Regions from separate parts of the Homo sapiens genome. Here region 2 is linked to region 1. A link is an interaction called in ENCODE POLR2A ChIA-PET data of the cell type or tissue named here. Cell type or tissue: OCI-LY7. All regions are shown on one strand. Links, peaks and the distances in the headings refer to the core of each region. The heading gives the core; the rest is flanking DNA. Region 1 has its middle 110 kb from the start of SLC24A2. Region 2 has its middle 210 kb from the start of SLC24A2.

Region 1 (2,919 bases), core at 271-2,770:
AAGTATAGCCTTTGGCAAAGACCAGAAGACAGATACTTCAAAGGAGGTCAAAGGAGGAGGGGTTGGGGCAGGAGCTTTATGATGAAATGGGTTTGGCTAATTATACATATTCAGCAGGTTACAAGAGGAACTATAAATATTCATGAAAGTGGTCCTAAAGCATGTGTATTCACTACACACACATGTAACATACGACCCATGTTCATTGTGTTGGTGGAGACTTAATATTGTAGTATCTACAATTAGGCCCTAGATGTCAAAGGCTGAAGCTGGGACATGAAGATAATCAAGTGTGCAGACTCTCTAAAACTGGCCAGAACTAGTCTGTGGTTGGTGTTCTTCTTAACAGGAGAAAGCTACTGAGATAAGTCTCTTATCTAGCCAAAGCTGTGGTTATGGCTTGTGGAACAGGCGGGGTGGGAGGGGGGACTGAGGTGGTGTTGGTCAGTTAGTCAGTAGGCAATGGTGGCAGTGAATTGAATGTGACTGAGCTGCAATTGTTTGAACATTGCTTACCTTGAGGCCCCGTGCTTGCTGGGCTGCCACAGAACAAGAAAAACCTTGTAGAAGTTAGAGCATAGTTCATTCTTTAAGGGTAGGGTGCAGGACTTAAGTAACCCTTGCCTGGCACAGCCTTAGGCCCTGTTTATAATTTGGTATTTTATTGTCACAAAGAGTCTGTTCCGGCTACTTTAACATTAATGCTGGTTGGTTGTGTCTAAACTGCAAAAAGGGAAGGGGTATAATGAGACGTGTCTCACCTCCTGTCCTGTCATGGCCAGGAATTCAGTTTTTAAGGCTTCTCTGGGTTCCCTCTGGCCAAGATGGTATGATGGTGTCCATTCAGTCAGTTGGGAGGCTTGGGATTTTATTTTTAGTTTACAAGACTGAGTAAGAATTTTCAAGGCAGGCAAATGGAAAAAGGACATTTTAGACAAGGAGAAAAGCCTTATGCCTACACCTTACAACAGATGAATCCTGCCCTGACAGAAATCAAAGGGCCTAGATAATCAGTAATCAGATATTTTTTTAATGGGTAAAGCTTTTAACAGCAGAAAACTCCTTATCCTCCTCCTCATCATGATCATCATAAACATCAATAACCGAAGCACCAGTAAGCAGTTAAGTTTAGGTCCACAGGATTAGCCCAGGCAGAGTGAGTGTTCTTTGTATTTAATAAAGGCTCATTCTGGAAGAGGATATTGAGTCATTTGCCTAAGTCTCTGGAATTTTCACACTTTTACTACCAGTATCACATATCGATGAATATTATTCTGGAGACCTCCAGAAAGAGCCATATTTTCAGAGTGAGAAGGCAGGAATAAGAGGTAATCACTATATTACAATTACATTAGAAAGGAAGAAATTGGTTACATGAACTAACACTTCTGAGATATAGTGTGAGTATGGTTACAGATATAACATATTTGACATAGTAAACCAATGTAGTTTTATTTCCTCCCTAAATCACGTTCCCTTGCAGTCTTTCAACTTCATGGCTAAGCTGTGAGGCTCATTACTCTAGGCAAAGTGAGGACAGATCCTACCTAGGAAAAAGAGTCACTGAGTATCAAAGTCTATAATAAGTCTTAAAAATCAGGCTTTTTTTTTTTTTAATAAGCAGGTTTTTCAATTTCTTTAACTCCCATTATCAGATCGAGTGCCAGACCTTGTGAGACTCAATTATTCTGAGAGAGCGTCTTGGTTAGCTCGTAACAAAATACCACAGACTGGGTGGTTTTAGCAACAAACATTTATTTCTCCCAGTTGTAAAGGCTGGAAGTCTGAGATCAGGATGCCAGCCTGGTTGGGTTGTTGGTGAAGGCCCTCCTCCTAGTTCACAGACAGCTGCTTTCTCGTTATAACCTCACATGGCAGAGAGAAACAGAGAGAGAGAGAGTGAGTGAGCTCTGGTCCCTTTTCCTCTTCTTATAAGGACACCAATCCCATCATGCGTGCTTCACATTCATCTAGATCTAATTATCTCCCAAAGGCTTACCTCCAAATACCACCACATTGGGGATTAAGGCTTTGGAATATTAATTCTGGGAAAACACAAACATGCAGTCCATAGTAGGGAGGCATAACTCAGGATATGGCAGAAAGGAAACAAAAGCCCATCCCTTCTCACTCAGGTAGGCTGCAGCAAGAAAAGAGACAGAGGTAGAGCTAGCAGGAAGCACTTTATGATCCTCAGTTTTCCCTTCTTAAAGATTCCCTCTGATATGAAATCTCAGAAATATCCACAGAGCCATGAGAAAATGATGGGCATTAGAGATGGATGGAGTAAGCGTTAAGTCTGAAGGAGTCCTACACGAGACCTCTTTAAGATGGTCCAGTATATGGCAAAAAAGCGGTGGAAGGGAGCTTTAGAGGTCAGTATGAGGCTTCACTCTATGCTCCTATGCCTTGCTTAACATTCAGGTAACCCAGGTATTCTCCCATGTCCTTGTGAGTAGGTGCACAGAATGCCAGAACTATATAGAATCAAAAAGCCTCTCATGCACAAAGATTTTGTAACTAAGGGAAGGTGGCTGAGACCATGGATGTTAGCAGTAAGGGCCAGTACATCACCTCAGCAGGTCTAATGGGACAAGTCATACCTCAGTGGTCAGCAGCCTAGAAGCTAAACAGCTCGGACATGTAGCAAAGACCTGCCAGGACCTGTATCCTCACTCCTTGAAGTATGTGCAAGGACCAGCAGCATCAGCATCACTTGATCTTGTTAGATATGAAGAATCTTGGGCACCATCCTGGAACTACTGAATCAGAATCTGCACTCTGACAAGATGAACATTTAATTCATGTCACATTTAAGTTTCAGAAGCAGTGATCTAGAAGAGATTGTATGGATCCAAGGCCTCTGCCTCTCTCCTCTAACCCATCATGAGATTATACACCAAAATCACCCTCTGTAGC
Region 2 (2,919 bases), core at 187-2,686, 95 kb after region 1:
GTCCATTATTGCAGGCAAAAGATGGTGAAAAAAAAAAGGCAAAAAAAGCAAACAATTTGCTGAGCTCTTCAACTAGGCATGCTTCTTGAGAATAATTACGAGAGAGAGCACAGAGCATTTTCCTCAAGACAAGAAGAGAGATTTAGAACTTAGTCATCACAATTTTACTGTTTCTTCTTAATAATTTTTGGAATCTGGTCTTGGTGCTAGATTTGCAATAATCAGACTAGGTGTGAGTTTAGGGAACCAGCAAAGCAGGGGCACAGAAAGAAAGAGAAAGAGAAAGAGAGAAATTAGAATAAAGATAATTCCAGTACCCATTTAAGCTTTATGTCACCTCAAAAAGTAAGTTTACTTTACAGTTTGATACAACTTTGATTTTGACTTTCATATGGAAGTGGACGTACCATATTAGTTTAGGTCATGATACCTTTTACATTCTTAAGCTATTCCTTGGAGTGAGGAACTGAGGTCCCCATTTGTGAGCCCAAGAAGATCAGAGGAGGTGGTCAGGATCATTCAGCACACTCTCAGCAAGTGTCAGACTCACCCAACAACAGAAAGGGAAACCCCAGTCACAGATCCACTATTATAGAAGGGGAGAGGTAAACAGAGAGAATTTACTGAGTGGTTAGAAATGATTCCACTCATGAAAAAACAGGCGTACAACAGCAGCTAGGAGTGAGCAAGACAAACTCCAGTCTTCAGAATTACACACAGATTCAGCTCTGTTGAGATCTTACTTGATGACATGGTTGGACTCAGGCAACACATTTTATTTGCCAATGAAACTGTATTTGGATAAATAGTTAATTTGCCTGTGTCCCTCACTGCAAAAGAGAAGCTCTTATTTCCTTCTCAGTTTGAATCAGATTTGAATCAGAATTTTATCAATAGAAGATTCAGCATTAATTTTCTCTGGCTCTTTCCAATAGGCCCTCCTAGTTACTATCTCTTAGTTCATACCTGGCATCCTTATATTTTTGGGAAAAAAGCCAATACTATTAAGGATAAGCCATACAATAATAAAAATTATATTAATAATAATGCATCTCTCACTATTTAGCACTTACTCTGTGCCGGAAGCTGTGGTAAGTAATTTACATTCATTGTCTCAATTGGTCTTCACAATGAAACAACAAAATCTGTAATTATCATTTTCTCCATTTTAGAGATGGGAGATTGAGATTTAGACATGGCAGGGCTAGGATTCAAACTCTGGCAGATGAACTCTGAGTGTGCCCCTCTTCAGAAATGGGTCTTCCATTCAGACCCATTCAGGGGTTAACTCAGCCTGAACTCGCCCACACATACCCTGTTTTGAGCTCAACTTCCTTCTGGCAGCAGTACTTCCTGAAGCCTGTCAATGATTCACTTCCGGGTCACCTCTACCCTCTGTGAGCCTTGTGAGACATTTTAAATGCCAGAGCCACATTCATTCATTGTAGCTCCAGCATTTCTTTTCCTAGGGACATGCTATTTTCATTAGGATTAAAACAGCCCCCAGCAATAAATATTAAAAACCTGCCCAGTGAAAAGAGCAGCTTCCTCAGAAGCTTATGAGGATTAGAATTTTTAAGCAGGCCCCGCTTCCTATGACCACCCCTCTTCTCCATCCCTTTGTGTGCTCCCACATGGGTGTGCTTTCAGCATCAATCAGATTTGCTGTTTTGCTCAAATCCGTTCATACTAATTGTCTGCCCATATTGCTGTGTGCTCTGGACAGAATGGTCTGGGAGAAATAGAAACTCACTCCTTCTCCCACCCCTGGGGGGATTCAGATTTTGTGTGCTTGATCTTTGTTGGTGGCAAGATAAAAATGCTTGCTATACATAGCAGCTTTCCTCCTTCATGTTCAACGGCAGCCCTGATGATGGGGGACCTCAGCCATCCTATTTGTTCTAAAGCCACCCACAGAAGAATCAGACCAGCAGAAGCCAGAAATAAGCTAGCTGGGGCTGCAAGTCTCTTTGTGTGTGGTGATATAGCAGAGAGACTTGGGAAAGTCAATTATTTTCAGTATGAGTTTTGGTTCCACTGCTTCATGGTGTAAGATGGGGATCCCCAATTTGTTCATCTGTAAAATGAAGATGCTAATGCCTACCCACTGGGGCTATTGGGAGAATTAAAGACCTATATAAAGTGTTTAGTGCAAGACTTGGAGCAGGGAGCCACGGCTTTGCCTGTCACTCCTTCGCCTCCCTGGCTGGAAGCCTGAGTAGTAGGTGAGGCATTTATTATCCATGTTCATTAACATCCCTGAAGACTTGTGGTTCCTGTATTGAAAACCACACTGAGTGTTCCCAGTTAATTGGGTGTCCTTGGGCCTGAGTTTCTCTACACAAATATATGAGCTTGGGATTTTTAAAAAGTATACAGTAATTATATTCTTGGACAAATGGTACCTTTTCTAGAAAAGCACAGAGAATTCTTTCAGCACTCAGGGCTAGGTAGGAATTGCTTGATGTATGGGTAGCAACTCATAGTAACTAATGATTTACAATAAATACTCCAACAAAGAAAAGTCTGAGTAAACTCTATATTTCATCCTCATGGCAATGAGCTACAAAAGGTTTGCATTTTAAATCAACTGGTGGTTGTACCCCAGAAGGATGTGGTCTAAATAGATTTGTGTGACAGGGTAATTACTCATCACGGAAAGGATCCCAGCTGTCATCATGGTTTCTCACTAAGCAGTCAGTGAGTGAGCAGTTATGGAATTACAGGGCTGACCTCCTGTGTCCTGCCTTACAGTCATCCTGAGCCAGAGTCACAGAGTTTCATCAGGGGGACCCAGGAGGCACAAAGCAGTCAACACCCATGGCTGAGAATCAAAGTCTAGAAGGGGCCTGTTTTCAACCTCTTCATCCGGGTCACTGGTGGCAATTTTGCCAAGTGACTAAAGAGCTAGACTAGGAG

The links. Peaks named below come from ENCODE experiments on the same cell type or tissue, not always from the same donor. Only the 100,000 strongest peaks of a DNase experiment are listed, where the experiment ranks them.
Region 2: POLR2A ChIA-PET joins it to region 1 with 7 read pairs; 2 of 35 experiments call an interaction of 5 or more read pairs at or near these places.

Annotation. Positions count from the first base shown.
Region 1 is chr9:19,901,438-19,904,356 of GRCh38, forward strand. It overlaps a transcript of SLC24A2 not described here. Among named protein-coding and RNA genes, the nearest start is that of SLC24A2, 110 kb to the left of the region's middle. In OCI-LY7, for the core only: no CTCF peak of the experiment used is centred there; no DNase peak of the experiment used is centred there.
Region 2 is chr9:19,997,010-19,999,928 of GRCh38, forward strand. It overlaps a transcript of SLC24A2 not described here. Among named protein-coding and RNA genes, the nearest start is that of SLC24A2, 210 kb to the left of the region's middle. RefSeq lists an enhancer at 2,291-2,919. In OCI-LY7, for the core only: no CTCF peak of the experiment used is centred there; a DNase peak (open chromatin) is centred at 1,372.